Linked DNA regions of Homo sapiens: region 2 is linked to region 1. Evidence: read pairs that join two places in POLR2A ChIA-PET (ENCODE). Cell type or tissue: Caco-2. All regions are shown on one strand. Links, peaks and the distances in the headings refer to the core of each region. The heading gives the core; the rest is flanking DNA. Region 1 overlaps CDH23 (cadherin related 23). Region 2 overlaps LOC105378350 (a long non-coding RNA gene).

Region 1 (8,000 bases), core at 1-8,000:
CCAAGCCCAGTTACCCCAGCAGCTTCCTCAGGTCTCAGTGTTCTCCCTGACTCGGCCCTCACCCACGCTGCGGCCTTTTTTATCCCAGCCATGGATGGCCCTGCCCAGCCTGAGGCAGAGCCTGCTCCAAGGCCTGCTCAAGTCTCTCCCTCCCACACGGAGTAAAAGCCCGTGTTCCTCAATGGCAACCAGGCTGTTTGCAGCCCAGCACCTGCCACCTGTCAGACCTCGCCCCCACCCCGCTATCCCCCTCGCTAGCTCTACTTCATCTGTGCTGGTCTCCCTCTAGTTCCCTAAGTGTGAAAGGCAAGCTCCCACTTCACGGTCTTTGCAGCTGTTGTTCCTGCTACCTGGAACATTATGAACCTGCGCTTACCAGGCTCTTTCAGATGCCACCGCCTCTGGGTGGCCTTCCTGGGTCTCCTTGTTGGGGGTTAAGTGCTGCTCCCTTTGCTTTTTCCGGGGCCTGGCCATCCTCTCTGTTAGCCCCATGGAGATGCTGCTGTTACTCAGTTGCTCTTCTGGCTCCCTTCTTGGCCTGTGAATGCCTCCAGGTGGCCTGGCCATCACTGTGTCCCCAGGGCCTAGCCCTGCGCCTGGTGTGCGCCTGGAACTTAGGGAAGGAGTGCATGTCTGGACTTGGTGAGCATGTAGGGGAATCTTCCAAGGCAGGACCCGGGGGCTGGCTCCATGCCCTGTTCAACATCCCTCCTGGAGCCTCAGGCCAGGCGCTCCCCTCCCCAGGGCATGTCGGGAGCGAGGTGTTGGTGGCGATGGGGATGGCTGCCCAGGGAGTGGGCCCAGGAGAGCACTTTCCCGCAGATGGCACAGATGCTGTACGTGCCTATGCTTGTGAACGGCAAGGCCCGCGCTGTGCCAGAGGTCCTGTTTTTATCATCCCAGCTGCCCGCCTGAGCTGTATGTAGAATATTTGCCGGGGACCTTGGGGCCCTGAGCCATGGCTGGCCCTGGGGGAAGAACGCAGAGGTAGCAGCATGAAGCCTGGCTTGGAGACACCAAGTTGACCAAGGGGGTCTAGAAGGGATCCTGGAGGGCATTGAGGCCCTGCACCTTGGCCACCACCTTCATACCCCATGCCCTGGAGGGGGGCAGGGTTCCTGCCACAGTGGTAACCGCCCGCAGCCAGAAGCCTCCCGAGTGCCTGCAGGAAGAAGTAGAGCTCTGTATCTCAGCGAGTCGCCCCCACTCTCCACAGACACCTTGCCCCCCAGCACTGACACCTCGCACACTGTTGCACTGCCGTGCCCTCAACCATGCTGTTTCCTTGGCCAGGGGTGCCCTTTCCCTTCCCTGCCTGGCAAAGTCCTGCTCCTCTTTCAAGCTGCAGCTCAGATGTCCCTTGTGCTTAGAGGCTTCTGAAGCCTCCCCAGCCTGCCCTTCTGCTGGCTTTGTCTGCATCTGTGAAAGCCCTCAGCACACTCTAGCGTGGCTATTTGTGTGGAACTCCCCATTGGTCTATTAATTTTTACTTATTAATCTTATTAATATTGACATTATAATTAACAGCGATTTTAGTGTCTCTATTATACAAGACTGAGGAGTGCTAATGTGAGCTATGGTTTGTTGACAGCCAGCCTCTTGCCCGAGCCTCTATTAGGCACTTCAAGTGCATGGCCTCCTGTGAGACCTTGCAGTGATTGTCCTGGAGAGATGGCATGATCTGCATTTGACAGAGGAACAAGCTGGGCCTCCATCTCTGTACCAAGCATGGTGCCTGGCACAAAGGCGGCCTCAGCAAGTGCTTGGTGGGTGAGTGGGTAGATGAGTGGATGGGTGAGTGGATGTCAGATGTCCTGCTGGGTCCCCTCCCCTTGGCTCCCTGTCCTTCCTTTTGTCACTGAGGTTGGTACACATGGAGCTGACTTCCCCAGCCAGAACCACCAGCACCCCAAAAGCATCTTAAGCCACAATTAAGGTGATCATGCCATGCTAATCACCTACACGAGTAAATTAGTCTTGTCAAGAGCCATTAAGGTGGGAACCCGGGATTCATTAGGATGGATTGGTCCCAGGCAGCGCCTGGCACTGCTGCCAGTCGGTGCTGATTAATTTCTCTCCAAACTCCATCAATGCCCAGCTGTTTCTTCTGGACCCAGGGAGAGCAGTTTTCAGGTGGGCTGACCCCGCATCGGCAGTCTCTGCAGACGGAGGAGCGGTGCGCCTGCAAGCAGGCCGGCAACTCCCCGCAGGAGCAGCCCCTGTAGAGCTGAATGGGAGGCCAGGGAGGGCAGATGGTGGGCTTTGTGGGCAGCCAAGGCTCAGGAGTGACGAGCATAGATGCTGGCAGGCACGGAGGCATAGGTGAAAGAGGAGTCTGGGAGGCATTGGGGACTTTTCTGGGACTAGTTTCAGCCCTGGTGCTCCAGAAGGAACTGTCCCTCCTCCCTGAAACCTCCTCCCAATGTCCCTTTAAAGAGGAGAAGCATCTCTTGGGAGAGGGTGGAGAACCACAGTGGGAGAATTATTTTTCTCTTAACCAGAAGGTTGCTTAAGATTGACACAGGTGAGAGGGGTCATGGTACCCCAGAGCTGTCCCACAGCGAGGGCTGGTGGCAAAGCCACAGGAATTGTGGGGCTAAAGGGACGGGGATGGGAGGAGTCCAGTGGCTCCCGGACATCAGCTGGGTGTGTGCTGTCTGCATAGTTAGGGCTTTTCTGCCCACCGTGTTCACAGAGGTGGTATAGCCTGATAGATATCAGCTCTACGAAAAAAAATATAGGGGGTGTTAGACAATAATAAGTGCCCAGGAGAAATAATCAACTTTGGTTGGAGTTAAGATGGGAGGTAGACAGTGGGGGTGTAACAGTCTGTATTGTCCACCTTTGCCTTCACCCTCCCCTGAAGTGTTCTCAGAGGGCCCAGGATGGACTTGTAGTTTGAGAGCCACTGTTTTTATCAAACATTCCCACTTTGAAGATGGAGAAAGTGAGGCCCAGACTGCCTGGATGTGAATCCCAGCTCTGCCTCTTACTAGCAGTGTACCTCACTTTCCTCTTCTGCAAAATGGGAATAACGTTCAGTTTACCTCTTTGGGTTTATGTGAATATTAAACGAGCAAATTGTAAAACCCTTAGAACTGTGTCTGGCCCATAGAAATCCAAGCTGTAATTTAAACTCGCTCGCTTGCTTTTAAGCTCCTATAAACATATTTTCGAAAGGAAACTTTAATGTGTCAGACAAGCTTCCTGGTTGCCCGCTGAAGAAACTGCCTCTGGCTGTCCTTTCTATTGGAAGGCTGCTGGAGGCTCTTGGAATTGACCACAACAAAAGAACCTAGACTGGAAATTGGCCAATCTGTCCAGCCGGTCACTGCTGTCACTCTGAATGAATTCTACCACTCATGGCACGGGCAGCAGTGTCCAGGTGGCCAAGCCAACTTGGGTATGTGTCTGTGCTCAGGCTGCAAAGGGGCAGGGGATAGTGACTGTCTGCCCCTCCCAGCTACACCCAATGGGACAGTCTCCAAAAAGAGGAGGGGTGGAACTGGACACAGCACCTCCATAGAAAGACAGATGTCCATTTTCTACCATCAGAGTGAAATCCCAGGGCTGAGATGCTGACTGGCTTTTCCTAACACATATTAAAATAAATACATACTATATTTTTTTTACATTTTATTTTTTTTTTTTTTTAGAAACAGGATCCCTATTGCCCAGGCTGGAGTGCAGTGGCGCAATCATGGCTCACTGCAGCCTCAAACTTCTGGACTCAAGTGATCCTCCCACCTCAGCCTCTCAAGTAGCTGATTACAGGCTAATGAAGCAACACCTGGCTAATTTTTAATTTTTGTGTGTGTGAGATAGGAGTCTTGCTATGTTGCCCAGCCTAGTCTCGAACTCCTGGCTTTAAGCAATCCTCCTGCCTTGGCCTCCCAAAGCACTGAGATTACAGGCATGAGCCACTGCACCTGGCCCCTTATTTTATTTTTAAACTTTTTACTTTGAAATAATTTTAGACTTACGGAAAAGTTGAAAATTGTACAGAGTTCCCATATACCCTTCACCCAGCTCCCCATAATGTTCACATCTTGCATAACCATGATACAATTATGGAAACCAGAAAAATGACTTTGATGTAATACTATTAATGAGAGTTTATGCAAATTTTATCAACTTTCCCACTAATGTTTTTTTTTTCTGCAATTAAGATGATTTTTAAACTTCTTTTTAAGCTGTGGAACTGTTTGGGCAAATGTAATCTTGCCCAGAAGTCTAGGATAGATAGATTAGATAGATAGATAGGTAGACGGACAGATGCACATATATACTTATATTCATTCGTTCAACAAATGTTTCCTTGAGTGTCTTCTATGCATCAGACACTGTTCCAGGTATTGTGCATGCGAACAGAAGAGACAAAAATCCCTGTCCTCATGGAACTGACATTCTAGAGCGGGGAGCAGGCAGAAAGCAGCATAGAAAAAAATATATACAGTATGTTCAATTGTAACAGGTGCTAAGGAAGAAGAACCATCTTTGGTAGAAATTAAAGTCACGGGTAGCAGTGAGGGGTGAAAGAGCCTGTATTTTCCACCTGTGCATTCACTCCTATATTAAATCAGAGGACCCATGAAAAACCCCTGGGGCCTCCTGTCGGACAGTTTGTGACCACTTTGTTAGACAAACAGTTGCACAGATGGAGAAACTGAGGTGGAGAATGGGGCGATTGCCCAGGGTCCCTAGTGAGTTACTGCTGGGGTCCGGATTGCAGCTGCCCTGACTTCGCACACCAGCTGCAGAGGGAATTCCAGGGTTTCTGTCCAGGCAGTCACTGGTGCCTCCAGGCCTGGGCAAGAAGGGGCGTCCTCCTGGGTTGGTGGGCTGTGAGCTCGGGAATTGAAGTTTGGAGAAGAGTCTCCAGGTGCCTCGCAGCTGCTGGGATCTGGAGCTAGAGCGCTTAAGGAGGGGAAGGGAGGGTAGCCTGGAGGCTTCCTGGGGCTGTTGGCAAGTGGGCTGTGGTTTTGGAGGAAGGAGGTGATCTAGTATCCATCCAGGTGATCGGTGCTGGAACCAAGGGACCCAGGGCTTTGGGCTCTTGGTGCCCTCACAGAAGGGAGGACTTTTCTCTCCCTTCTAGGAGTTGGGGGATGACTGACAGAACCCCCAGGAGGGCTTGGGTGCTTCTGCGTCCTTGCTTCCTCTCTGCCATTATCCAGGGCAGCATAGGCCCTCTAAGGTGATAGAACAGACTGTGTCTTCTTGGGGGTCCTTTGGGCTGTAGCCACTCCCAAGCGGTCCCTGTCTGGGCACATCTGGAGCCTGTGGCAGCCCCGGCTATGGACTGCCCCTCAACACACAGGTGTGGGTATGGGGCGGGGCTGGTGTTTTGGATGCGGCCATAATAACACTAATGATAATGATGATGTGCCACCTGTCGTGTGAGCATGCCATTAATGCCAGGCACTGAACACCTGTGCCAGCCTGTGCTGGGGGGTGGGGTAGGGACATGCACATTAGAGATAACTGGGGAAATAGTGACTAGCTTTTATTACATACTTAATCTCTCTAGATCAGCCGTTCATACACATTGCTTCGTTGAATTCTAACAGCAAAAAAGTGAGTCTTATAACCCTCATTTTGCAGTTGAGGAGCAGAGGCTCAGAGAGGTTAAGTAACTCACACAGGCTCACACAGCTTGTGTAGAGTCAAAATTGAACCTGAACCTATCGCCCTCTGGCCCCAAAGCCTGTGCACTTAACCACAAGTCTGGGATTCTGTATGTAGGTCTTTGCTTTTAAGGAGCTCCAGTCTGGAGTGGAGAAGAGAACCAATGGTAAATGACCACCTCACACCAGGCAAGTGGGAGGCATGAACTACAGAGCCTTGCTAATGCCCCGAGGAGGAAGAAACTCATCCTGGGCACAGGGACAGAGAAATCTTCATAGTAGAGGTGGCCTTGATTGGTTGGGTTTTGATAGGCTGAAGCTGGAGGGGAGGCATTTCACAAGAAGGCAATGGAACAGGCTGACCAGCTGTGAGGCAAGCAATTTGTGTTGTGTCTTGAAGTTGTTGTGGTTAAAAATGAAAATAACAATAGTAATTATTTAGCCCCTGTGTTTTACTAGTTAGGTTACCTGCACAATCTTGTTTAACCCTTACAGTGATGACAGGAAATCTGTTCTAGTACGATCACCTTGTTCCAGGCTCAGAGAGAGATCCAGCAAGCTGCCCAAGGTCCCATAGCCAGTAAGCAGTAGAGTCAGGATTTGAATTCCACGTATTCAATCTCCAATGACCACACTCTTACCGCCCTGCAATGCTGCCTCCCAGGATTGTGTAGGGTCTTTCCTCAGTCTGTTACCTAGGAAAGAGCCTCAGTGGCCAAGGGTCCACATGGGGCAGGTGCTGGGTGAAGGAGCAGCTGCTCCTAAGGAGGGGAGGTTGGCCAGCCCAGCTCAATCTGGGAGACCAGGCCCCGGACTGGGGCCGGTGCCTGAGTCCCAGGCCTGGCATTGCCCCTATGCAACCGTGTGAGCCTGGGCAAGTCAATTTCCCTGTTCAGCCCTTGCTTCCCTGTTTCTCAGAAGATGCATTCCTTGCTGGATATACTATGCAGAGTTAGCAAGAGTGCTGAAAATGACTTTGGGGAAAATAGATGAAAGTATGAGATTAGTCAGCTTGCTTGCTCCTGGGTCCACAGCCTTTTCCAGTGACCAGTGGTGATGGCGGTGGGGGTCTCGTCCAGCTGTGCAGTGGCCAGGAAGCAGGCACCCCCTTTGCAGGGGTGGGGGGCTGACACATGAGCCTGGCACAGGTGTGCCATTGGGACGAGGATGTGCTGAGCTTGCAGCCAACCGAGAACACTTGGACTCCCTAGTAACTGGCAAAGGTGTAATTTACAAGAGCTGAATACCCTCCAGCTGGCTGAGGAGACGGGCAGGCAGAGCCGACTTTGAACTTGTCATCACTCCCCTCATCAGGACTGTTCTTTACACCCCTCAGGGGACCTGTGAGCCTGACTGTCCAACAACAGCTTTGTCTGGAATAGGAGATCAAGTTGTTCTGTCAGCCCTTGACCAAGAAAGGGCTTGGATGGCCAGGAAAGTTGTTCTTTGGTGCAAGGATTTCCTTGAAGGTCCCCTCACCCATGTGCCTTCCCTTCCTCCTTTCCACATCTGAGCACAGTGCATGGAGTGGGAGGCACAAGGCCTGGGTTTCAATGCCAGCTCTGCCACTTATTAGCGTGTGACCACAGGCAAGTCCCTTAACCTCTCTGAACCTCGTTTCCCTCTTCTGGAAATTGAGATGATCATACTTGCCTGGACAACCTCATAGGGAGCTAATGAAAGAGCTTTAGAAGTGAAATAGCTGTACAAATGGTGGACATTGTTTTTATTGAGCAATTCATCTTTAAATGCTTCCTCTTCCAAGAAGCCCTCCTTTGCATCTTTAGCAAGTGTGGACTGTATCACCAGCTACTTCACCTCTCTCTGTCCCAGTTTACTCAGTTCAAAATTGTGGATAATGATCACACTGTATTTACTAATAGAGCTGCAGTGAGAATTAAGTAAGTTAATTAAAGTAAAATTAAAGTAAGATTAAAGTAAGGGTTTTTTGTTTTGTTTTGTTTTTGTTTTTGAGATGGAGTCTCGCTCTGTTTCCTGGGCTGGAGTGCAGTGGCGCGATCTCGGCTCACTGCAAGCTCCACCTCCCGGGTTCACGCGATTCTTCTGCCTCAGCCTCCCAAGTAGCTGGGACTACAGGCACCTGCCACCATGCCCAGCTAATTTTTTGTATTTTTAGTAGAGGCGGGGTTTCACCGTGTTAGCCAGGATGGTCTCGATCTCGACCTTGTGATCCAGCCCGCCCTGGCCTCCCAAAGTGCTGGGATTACAGGTGTGAGCCACCACACCTGGCCTTTTTTTTTTTTTTTTTTGTGAGATAGGGTCTTGCTCTGTCACCGAGGCTGGCACGCAGTGGCAAGATCACAGCTCACTGCAACCTCGACCTCCTGGGCTCAAGTGATCCTCCCATCTCAG
Region 2 (10,920 bases), core at 1,470-9,469, 460 kb before region 1:
ATAAGGCTAAAACCTGCTGGGCTTCATTCCCAGCGAGTTAGCATTCTAAGTCACAGGATGAGAAAGGGGTCAACATAAGATACAGTCGTAAAGATCTTGCTGATAAAACAGGCTGGAGTAAAGAACATTTACTCCAGTAAGTTAGCATTCTAAGTCACAGGATGAGAAAGGGGGTCAACATAAGATACAGGTCATAAAGATCTTGCTGATAAAACAAGTTGGAGTAAAGAAGCCGGCTAAATCCTACCAAAACCAAGATGGCAACAAGAGTGACCTCTGGTTGTCCTCACTGCTACACTCCCACCAGCACCATGACATTTTCCAAATGCCACGGCAATGTCAGGAAGTTACCCTACATGGTCTAAGAAAGGGAGAAACCCTCAGTTCGAGGAATTGCCCACTCCTTTCCCTGAAAACTCATGAATAATCCACCCTTTGTTTAGCATATAATCAAGAAGTAACCATAAAAATGAGTGACCAGTAGCCCTGAGGGCTTACGGAGTAGCCATTCTTTTATTCATTTACTTTCCTAATAAATTTGCTTTTAGTTTACTGTATGGACCCGCCCAGAATTCTTTCTTGTGCGAGATCCAAGAACCCTCTCTTGGGGTCTGATCAGGCCCCTTTCTGGTAACACCTTCAAGAGTTTAAGGATTACAGCTCAGCCACTTCCACCTTGTGTCTGCTTCTCTCTGCGTGTGGCTGACCACTTTCCTTCCTGTCGCTGACTGTCCAACCACCTGTGGCCCTGGAGCAGCTGGCAGGCAGAGTCATGCCAGACCAAATAGGGCCTCGCTCATGGAACAGGCCAGAGCAGGGCTGGGTGGGGAAGGTGACTTGGCAGTTGAGTTTGAATAAACAGGTCACTGTGGTGTTGGGTGGGACTAAAGCTGCTGCAAATTAGCCTGAAGGTGGAGGCAGAGCTAACAGGGAGGAAGGAGGCTGCAGGTGGGCCCAAACCAGTCCCGCCTTGAGGGAAGGCCTGAGGCTGAGGGTGAGGAGCCCACACACACCTGCCTTTCTCCCCTCCAGCTCAGACAGGATGCCTCAGCCTGAAAGCTGTGATTTCCTCCCGGGGAGCCTCCCCAACCTCATACACAGCCCCTAACCTCCCCATCTGGCCCGGACACCCCCATCAATCACTCGGCAAAAATCCCTGGCTTTCTTGCATAAGTATTAGGTGCTTTGTCAGAAATTACCTAAGTTATAATCCAATTACACAATAATTACATTGGGATGGCTTCGTAACTACGGCATTAATTAACTTTGATGGCTCTCATAAATTACTCAGGGGATTGATACAGTGGGAAGAGGGCGGGTGGAGCCCAGTGGGTGGGAAGGTGGGGCTGAGGAACCATTAGTCGTCCTGGGGTCAGGAGGCCCCTGGAGAGTGATGGGGGAGGGGAGAAGGGTCCTTACGTCCCTCCACCGACACCCAAGCACAGTGTCAGGGCTGGAAGTGACCTTCAAGGTCAATCACCCTAAACTTGCCTCCTCTGTCCGGTGCTTGAGCCCTTACCCTGGCAGTGTAGAAACTCTAGTATAAAAAGCTACTGCCCCTTAAGGGGCACGCAGTGTAGAAAGAAGCTTGGACTTCGGAGCTTTGCTTTCTCTGAACTTCAGCCTTGCTGCTTGGAAATGGGCAGGAGCAGTCTCCTCACATGATGTCGCGTGGCCTGAGTGTTCAGTGGACGCACACCCTCTAGCCCAGCTCCAGCCTATAGAAATAGGATGTGGGCCTCAGATGTAAGGCAGGTGCGTAGTGTTATATTGTCCAGGGGCCCAATTAAAGAAGTGAAAAGAAACAAACAGGTGAAATTAATTTCTAATAATACATGCATTTAATCTAATATATCTAAAATATTATTTCAAAATATATTTAATGTAAAAAAGCATTAACAAGATATTTCTCATTCTCTTCTTATTCTAAGCCTTTGAGACCTGGTGTGTCACTAAGCACCTTGCAGTCAAGCACCCAGGGACCACATGAGGCTGGGGATAGGCAGATGAGTGTGTGCTTGGCATAAGCTTGACACTCATTACCTGCCAGTCCCCTGTCCTCATTGCTGAAGCCTATGGCCTGTCTGCCTATGGTCGAGTCTCTTCTCCAGGACAATCTTTCACACTGTGGCTGGGGTGGAGGGTGCAGGCGGTAAGTGCTACCCGAATCTCCACTTGCTCAAGCAAAACAGTCCTGGATCCTCAAAGTCTTGTTGGTTGAGCACATCCAAACCATCACCAAGTACAGTCTTTAAAACACAGCCTGGATGCAACCTCCACTCCACCTCCACTACTGTGATCCAGGCCACCCCATTTCTTCCTGCACGACCAGGGGAGCCCCTGACCGGCCTCTGGGCTTCCCACCTTCCCCCTCCTACCCACTGCCCACTCTGCATCAACAAGAGCATCAGTGGGATGGCGCCATGGCCTCCCATCAAGAAGAGACCATGGCAGCGGTTTGGGTGCAGGTGGCTGAGCTGGGCGGTGATCCCGGGAGGTATCATGGAAGTATCTGGAGCGTGAGGAGGGGAAGGAGGAGGAGCTGATGGAAGAGTGTGTTATTGAGGCTGCCGCCATGAGCTGGGGGGCTTGCTTCTGCCGGGTCTCTCAAGAAACATGCAGAAGGCCTCCAGGGTTGCCCCTGAAGCAGCATGGGCACTGGAGCGTTTATCCATGGGCTTGGTCCTGTGTTTGAGTGTGGCTGTGCAGGAGCTTATTCCCCTGCATTTGGGGACTAAGCTCCCGTGCAGGCGCAGGGGCTCCCCAGGTGTCAGAGAAAGCCCTGAGGCTGAACACGTCCTGAGGGTGTGCAGGTGTCCCGAGGATGGACCCCGCCAGCATGAGGCCTACCAGGCTGCAGCTGAGATAGCAAGGCCAGGATGCCGGGTGTCTGCCACATCTTTTCTAAATGTTTCCTTCAGAGGCTTTCTGTTGACCTTAGAATGAAATTTAACCTCTTAAGGCAGCCTTTGAGGCTCTGCCCAATCAGGCCTCTAAATACCTTCTCTCCTCACTCCTCACCACTGTCCCCACACCCCTACCCTTTAGCCTTCTGTCAGATTCCAGAAAATTCCAAGCTTTTTCCTGCCTCCAGGCCTCTGCACTTGTAGTTCCTTCTGCCTGGAATGCTTTCCCCAGCCTCTTCTCTCTGGCTCCTCCTCTCTGGATTTCCCTCCCAATGTCACCTCCTGAGAGATGACATTTCCCCTGACCTTCCTACTTCCAGCTGCTGTGCCACCCCTCGCACTCTAGCCACGCTCTTTTCCACCATTCTTCTTCAATTACTTCACAGTTCTCAGTAATTCCAGAAGTAACCTTATTCCGGGGTTTTAAAGCTCTGCATCACTAGGCCCTATCTCCCACAAAGGCATGGTACTGGTCCCTGTTGTTCAGAGGTGTCCCTAGCACCTGGAGCTGGGCCTGGCACCCAGAATGAGCTCAGGAAGTACTGCCTACTCGAGTGACGTCATGGCCGCTCCACCTTGGGTGTCTTTTGGGTAGTCTGTGTGCGTCTCAGGCAGAGGGGAGTCTGGTCCTGGGCCTGAGAGGTGGAGAGTGGGTCTGTCCCCTCCTTGTTCTGGGTACTGTGCCTCTATTTATGCAGCCTGAGGTCCCGCTGGAGTTTCAGCTGCACATCATCATGATGACTGGCAGGCACTGGGCTTGGCCGTTACTGCCTCCTACTCTGGGCCTGGGTCTGGGGTTGCAGAGATTGAGGGTATCAAGGAGGGGCAGGAGATAGAGAGATGAGTGCACCCCACAGACTGGGTGTGGCAATCAGAGACAAGAGGCAGTTTCCTGAGAGCCAGCTGTGTGTGCGAGGCAGGAATTTCAGGAGTCCTGGGAACTTAGGAGTTGGAGGGTGGGGTTCATGGAGCCACTCCCCTCTGGAATCCAGAGGTCAGACCCCTTCTCAGCCTCTGCTCCCACTTCCATGAGAACGGCCTCTGCCTTCCCTCCATGGCCTAGTTGAAGGTTTAGCTTGGCACCCCTTTGACTTACCGGAAAGAATCCCTTGTCCAAGGGTGTCTGTGAGCTCCATGGACTTCCCTGGAAATGTAATGGAGGTGACAGCAGTCACCTCCTTAGACCCACCAGGAAGATGATCATGAGAGAGACAGACAAGGCCCAGTGTGGGTTGGTGCATACCGCAGCTGGGTCTTTCCCTCACAGCTGGTGGGATGTGAACTTGCACAGCAACTTTAGAAAAACTGTCCTGCAAGCTGCACATACACAGACCATGAGCCAGGCCTTCCACTCCTGAGCACGCGCCAGCAGCAGCGTGTACATGTGTTCAACAAAAGAACGTTCAGAGCAGCAGCACTGTGCATAATTGTCAAAAATGGGAATGACCCACATTCTCTTCCAGGTAGAATAGGTAAGTAAACCGTGAGCTACTCAGCCAGTGGAATACTCCATGGGATGAGGATAAAAAAGCTATAGCTACAGTGCAGCAACATGGCTGAAACTCACAGAGAAAACGCTGAGATAAAGAAGCCAGACACGAAATAACACACCTGTATGATTCTGTTTCTGCGACGTTAGAGGCAGGCAAAGACAATCTCTGCGGCGGTTGCTTTGTGGGGAGATAGTTTCCTGGGAAAGGCATGCAAATCCCGCAGTGTCCTGTGTCTGACCTGGAAGTTTGCTCTGCACGTCTTCACTTTGCCACGATCCATTGAACGGTGGCAGTGTGATTGTGTGCTTTGTCTTTGTGTGTTATCCTTCAATAGGACATTTAAAAGAAAACCCCCATGAGCTTTGTCTTCCCTAGCTGAAGTTCCTTCTCTGACTTGGCACCACTGGGTTCGATGGTCTGGTTTTTTTGTTGTTGTTGTTTTGTTTGTTTGTTTGTTTGTTTGTTTGTTTTCCGAGACGGAGTCTCTCTCTGTCGCCCAGGCTGGAGTGCAGTGGCGTGATCTCGGCTCATTGCAAGCTCCGCCTCCTGGGTTCACGCCATTCTCCTGCCTCAGCCTCCCAAATAGCTGGGACTACAGGCGCCCGCCACCATGTCCAGCTAATTTTTTTGTATTTTTAGTAGAGATGGGGTTTCACCATGTTAGCCAGGATGGTCTCAATCTCCTGACCTCATGATCTGCCCATCTCGGCCTCCCAAAGTGCTGGGATTACAGGTGTGAACCACTGCGGCCGGACGATGGTCTGTTTTTATCTCCTCTGTCTCCACCAAGTGTCAGACTCTCAAGCTTCCTCTTCACAAGCCTGCCCCCTGGCCCTCCACATCCCCCCAGGATCTGCCATTTCCTGCCCGCTAATTATGTAGAGCATTTTATGTTTGACGAGGCTCCTGCCCCCAAATAACAAACTCAGACCCAGCATCAGGCGCAGCGCACCAAAGGGCACTGTGAATAGGACCCAGGCTCTGTGAGAAGGCAGCTCAGGGACCATATTTTGTGATATTAACATGTTCCTCGGAGTCTCATTCCTCAACCCAAGAGGCAGACCAACATATTATTTCTCCAAATAAATACAGCGTGGTCCCCAAGAGGAATTCCCGGGGTGACTGTTGAGAAAGTAAAAGTGCCTCCTTCTCCTTTGTCTTGTTTTACAGAAAGGCAGACAGAGGATTGGGGAGGGAGGGTGGTGGGCATGGCACTGGCCAAGATGGGACCAGAGCCAGGATCCCTGCTCTGGGCATCTAGTGCTGCCTCCTCTCTAGCGCCTGGGTCCAGGGCGGGCGGTGGTCGGGTTGTGGCCGGATGCTGTTTCCTTACCCAGGGTTTGCATCCCTGGCAGGAGGTCTGTTGGGAAAGAAATGCCTAAGCACCCACACCCAGGCTTATTTGTTTGAGGAGATGAGCCTGCAGGCACACATTGTACATCTCAGGCAGTGTGGACACTTGGGCAGACAGGAGAGCTGGGGGAAGGGCACCCCGCTAGACACTGGGCACCCCAGATGCCATTAATTCAGGCCTCTACACCCTGGAGAGTTCCTGCAGCTAAACATGTTTTACATCAAACTGCAGTCTCCTCCCTCGCGATCCCACAGCAAAGTGGGAGCTCCTGGGCCTCACCGGTCCAGGGCTGGAAAGAAATAGTGGGGAGAGGAAATGAAATGAGGCAGCACACATGTTAGCCCTGGGATTAAGATGGGACCTCCTTCTCAGTCTCTTGTCACAGATTGCTAAATATTGTGGGCGTTCAGTAGTGGCATGTGGCTAAATATTTAACAGTCTGATCTCCAGGAGGCGGAGGGGAAGCCCTGCTTTGTCATGTGTGCCAATTTCTGTGGTGTAAATGCTCCCACCACGGCCAGTTTCCAGCTACCAACCATCAACTGGTTCTTGAAATTTCTGAAGTTTTAACAACCAGCTCTCTTGCACAGGTGTAACCTGGCTCCAGCAGCAAGTCCTGGGGAGGGGACTGGCCTTTGAACCCTCCACAAGCTAGCAGGTTTTGGAATTTGTCTGCAAGGCCACAGTAAAACATACAATAGAGGTTGCAACATATTCTCTTAGACCAAGATGTATAGTGTGCCCCTGTGCTTTTCCCAAGGCTCTTCCGCTAACTTTGCCTACAGTATGAAGGAGTTGCAAGTAGGGTTGAACTAAACACATGGAATATTCTTTTTTCTTTTTCTTTCTTTCTTTTTTTTTTTTTTTTTTTTGTTTTTCGAGACAGAGTCTCACTCTGTTGCCCAGGCTGGAGTGCAGAGGCACGATCTCAGCTTACTGCAGCTTCTGCCTCCCAGGTTCAAGCAAATCCTAAGTAGCTGTGATCACAGGCATGCGCCACCACGCCCAGCTAATTTTTGTATTTTTTAGTAGAGACAAGGTTTTGCCATGTTTGTCAAGCCGGTCTTGGACTCGGGCGGCTCAAGTGATCCACCCACCTCGGCCTCCCAAAGTGCTGGAATACAGGTGTGAGCCACAGTGCCCGGCTGCATGGAATATTCTTGTTCAGAAAAAGTACCAGCAGAATTAGAGAGCACACTAGTTATCATTATTTCAAAAGTGCCTCTTTCAGATATTAAATTAAGACTGACTTTTTAAAAACATCCAATACTATTTTAACCCCTTCCAAAACAGAATGTATCACAGTTGGCCAGCGCAAAGTATTTCCATGATTATCTCATTGGATTCCCCAATACAGAGTGTGACTAGTCCCACTTCACAGGTAATCTAGCGAGACTGTGCACTTTATCATCCAAACCGGAACAGTTTTGAGGCTGTCAGGCAGTACCTGTTATGCTAGGGCAACAGGAGTAAGCAGGCTCCTTCCCAGCCCCCGTAGGTGAGGAGCACGGACCCTGGAGAGGTTCGCTGACTTGCTCAAGGCCCCACAGCTGCAAGCAGGACTGAGTGCTCCTCTGGGCTCCACAGGGAAGCAGTGTTCTCGGGCTGACTAAGGGTAGGTGTGCGTGTTCCCCTGGATCTACAGACTCCTCTGGAGTCACAGGGGTTGCGGACACTTTTCCCTCAGTGGCATCCAGCTCTTTGGAGCCTTTCCTGAGAGCCAGTTCTGAAGGGTGAAGGCCTGGAGTGCCCATGGTGAGGATGGGAACAACGGGGTGTGGTGGCATAGGGAGGGGAAGGCAGCTTCCACCCGCTCACCATTCTGTCTCTTTGTTGAGAGCCTCCGTCCACAGACTTTGGCACCTGTACAGGGTAGCCTGACTTTGGAAAGCTTGCTGGGCATGGCAAGGCTGTGGCGGGAGACGGCAGGGAGAGGCTGCTGGTATGTTTCCTTTCCTCTCTATCCAACCCCATAGACCCTACATCACTACACCTGGCCTGGCTATCTGATTTGCAACAGGGGAAGTGGCTCCAAGAAGCGACATCTCCCAAGCTATTATTTGCCTCCCATTTTGTGCTGGGTGGAGAAGGGGAAAACATCCTTACTGTGGCCAGAAATGGACCACATCTGTCAGGCCACCCTCTATCCTTCCATTACTGGAACTCAGTCCTCATCCTGGAGGATCACATCAGCCAGGTGCCTCAGCACCTCCTCCAGGAAGCCTTCCCAGAATCCTTCTTCCAAAGAAGAATAAAGCCTTCTGCCCCGCAGTCTCAATGCCTTTGTTGTGCCTAGTTACTGGGCTGGGGTGTGTAAATGCCTCTGTCCTGCTAGAGGGTGAACTTCTTATAGGCAGTCCCTCTACCTTGTCTAGTTCTCTCTCCCTGCAGAGCCCTGTGCAGAGGAGGCACTCAGCAAATAGGCAGGCTGCAGACCGGCATGGTGAGCAAGACTAGGACTTGGTGTGGCACACACCTGGGAGATTCCACCTTTAATAATCGTTCAGTTATTGAATACTTACTACCTGCTAGACGCAGTCTTAAGATATGACACATATTCCCGGCTTTCATCACTATGCAATATATTCATATAACAAAAGTGCTCTTGTATCCCCTAAATCTGTTTTTTTTTAAAAAAAGACATCACACATATTAACTCAATTAACTCTAACAACAACCCTAGGGCAGAAGGTACTATTATTTTTCCCACTTGTCAGATGGAAAAACTGAGGTTCAGGAGGGTTAGGCACTTTGCTCACCTCACTCAGCTTGGGGAGAATACAGTGCAAGGGTGTGGGATTCAGAGGCAGAGTGCTTGTGTCTATAGCCGGGCTCTACCACCTAGGGCAATTAACCTCTCTGTGCCTCAGTTTCCTTGTGAGTCAAATGGGATTACTAATAATTTATTTCCCATTCCCAGGAGGAAGGTCTCCTTCTCCCAGGGTTTGTAGGAGGATCAAAGGGGATAATGGATGTGGACGATCTCTGTAAATCGCAGGATGTTGTACAAATGTCAGGCATTAATACGTGTTGACTCGAATACTCTCTCTCACAGCCCCTCTGGTCTTCAGAAGACATGGTTCTTCCAAAAACCAATCCCCTGGGATAAAAACTGGCATTTCCTAATCCCTTCCAAGCACAGAGGCAATTTGATGTCCACAAAAGACTTCTTGGGAGAATTCGATGACCTGATTAAAAGGAAGTTGTGGGGCAGGTGTCTATCTTGCGAAAAACATTGACCAGGGCCCTGTCTTCAGCAAGGTTGTCCCAGAGGGGATTTTCCCGTTCTTTTTCTTTGGAAAAAAAATTTAAGAATTACTAAATATTGAAAAGATTAGGAAAAGCAGACTGGCACAAACATGAAAATTAAAATATCCTATAATATCCCATTACCCAGAGAGAATGGTTCTGAGTTCTGGGTGAAGTTTCTGGGTTGTTATGATACTAGATAGAGCCAAGCACCCAGAAATTCCCAGATCACAACTCCCCTTCCCCAACCCCGTGCGGAATTCTGATCGAGGAACTTGTATACAAGAAACAGTGGCCGGATGAGATTCCAATTGCTACTCTATGAGTAGATTTATGAATGAATGTGGAACCCTGGTAAGGGATAGGATGGAGAATATGGCCCAGGCCTGAAGCCTTTGAGGGGCTTTCTACCCCTTTCCCACGAAATCAAAGCCGGCAGCCTCTTTGGGGCAGGACCGACCTGCCTTCTGCAGCCTGGGACAGGGGTGGAAGAAGTGCTTCACTAGTGGCTGTTCAGTGCAGTGACCTTGCCCCCTAGTGAAGGTGGCCCCCAAATATCCTAGGCTTGGACCACTCTCAGTTAAACTCCTCCTCGCTTATGAGGTGGAGGAGAGGAGAGGGTGGGAAGAGGGGCCAAAGTGTAGAGACAGGTGGGAGTTCCCTCCACCAATAACTCTGGCTCACACTTTATAGACAGCCATCCAAACTTTATTATCTTTTGACAAAAATAGATTTCTATATCATTTGTAATTAATTTTATTTTCACTGGTTAATACATGCATGTGATAAATAAGTCTAACAGTACAAAAGAGAACAGAATGGAAAATGAATTCCCCTCCCATCCCTGTCTCTCCACCCCTCATTTGCCTCTGAAGGGACCCCCACTATTAGCAGTTTTCTGAGTCTGTCTAAAGATGGTCTAAAGACGTGATGGTGTGTATGCATCATTCTTCATGGCTCAAGGTATTCCATTGTGTGGCGGCACCTGGAATCATTTGACTAAAGCTTAATCACTGGGCAACCAGGCACTTCTTAAGAACACTTGATTAACATTTAGATACACATCCTTGAGGCATTTCTTCAGATTAATACTTAGGAGTAGGATCACTGGGTTGAAGAGTATGCCTGTGTTAAAGAGTCTCAGGTTTGACAGCCCAATCGCCCCCACCTGGAGAAGGATGTGCCACTTCTCACTCATACCCACAGTATACCATCATGATGCGCTTTTCCCGACACACAAACCAACACTGGATTGAGCGAATCTTTGCTAATTTGCTACGTGTTAAGTTGCATCTTACTATTATTTGAGTTTGCATGTCATGAATTATTAGTGAAGTTGACAATTTTTCTAATTTTCCTTCTGGTTTATTGGCTCTTTGAATTTGTGAATTCCTAGTTTATCTTTTCCCAATGGTTTGAAGTGCTCTTTGTATTAAGACTGTTAACCCTTTGTCTTTCATATATGGTAAAAATGTTTTTTTTCCAGTTTGTTATTTGCCTTTTGGCTTTGTCACAGCGTTCTTGGGAAGAATGTAATAAGATTTTGGGGTATATAAATAGCTGATATAAAATGGTACTTTCCCCCTTTTCTGAGAATCAAACAGAAAAAATGAAATTGAAGGGAGAAAAGCAAGATCTGACAATGACTTAGGAAGGACTTCAGTTACAGGGCTTTCCAGATTTTAAAGAGAGTGAGTGATCCTGGGCCACTCACAGTCTGTCTCTGGGCTCCCAGCTTGACCCACCCAGCCCTGCTGCTCCCCACCGTGATGCACAGCCACCTGAATAGCTTGTCCTCTGGCCATGCCTGCAGAGCGTTTAGGCCGGTGTTGGACTCAGTACACCCTTAATAAATAGGAGCTGTGGCTGATTCTTCCATTCACTTGACAGATATTTCTTGAATGGCAATTATGTCCCA

Evidence for each region. ChIA-PET counts read pairs that join two places held together with the same protein. Peaks named below come from ENCODE experiments on the same cell type or tissue, not always from the same donor. Only the 100,000 strongest peaks of a DNase experiment are listed, where the experiment ranks them.
Region 2: POLR2A ChIA-PET joins it to region 1 with 6 read pairs; 2 of 35 experiments call an interaction of 5 or more read pairs at or near these places.

What each region holds. Positions count from the first base shown.
Region 1 is chr10:71,451,207-71,459,206 of GRCh38, forward strand. The region is part of intron 3 of CDH23 (cadherin related 23); the gene reads left to right. Among named protein-coding and RNA genes, the nearest start is that of CDH23-AS1, 57 kb to the right of the region's middle. In Caco-2, for the core only: no CTCF peak of the experiment used is centred there; no DNase peak of the experiment used is centred there; H3K27me3 peaks cover 185 bases.
Region 2 is chr10:70,985,143-70,996,062 of GRCh38, forward strand. The region is part of intron 1 of LOC105378350 (a long non-coding RNA gene); the gene reads left to right. Among named protein-coding and RNA genes, the nearest start is that of LINC02622, 52 kb to the left of the region's middle. In Caco-2, for the core only: no CTCF peak of the experiment used is centred there; DNase peaks (open chromatin) are centred at 3,909, 5,699 and 6,379.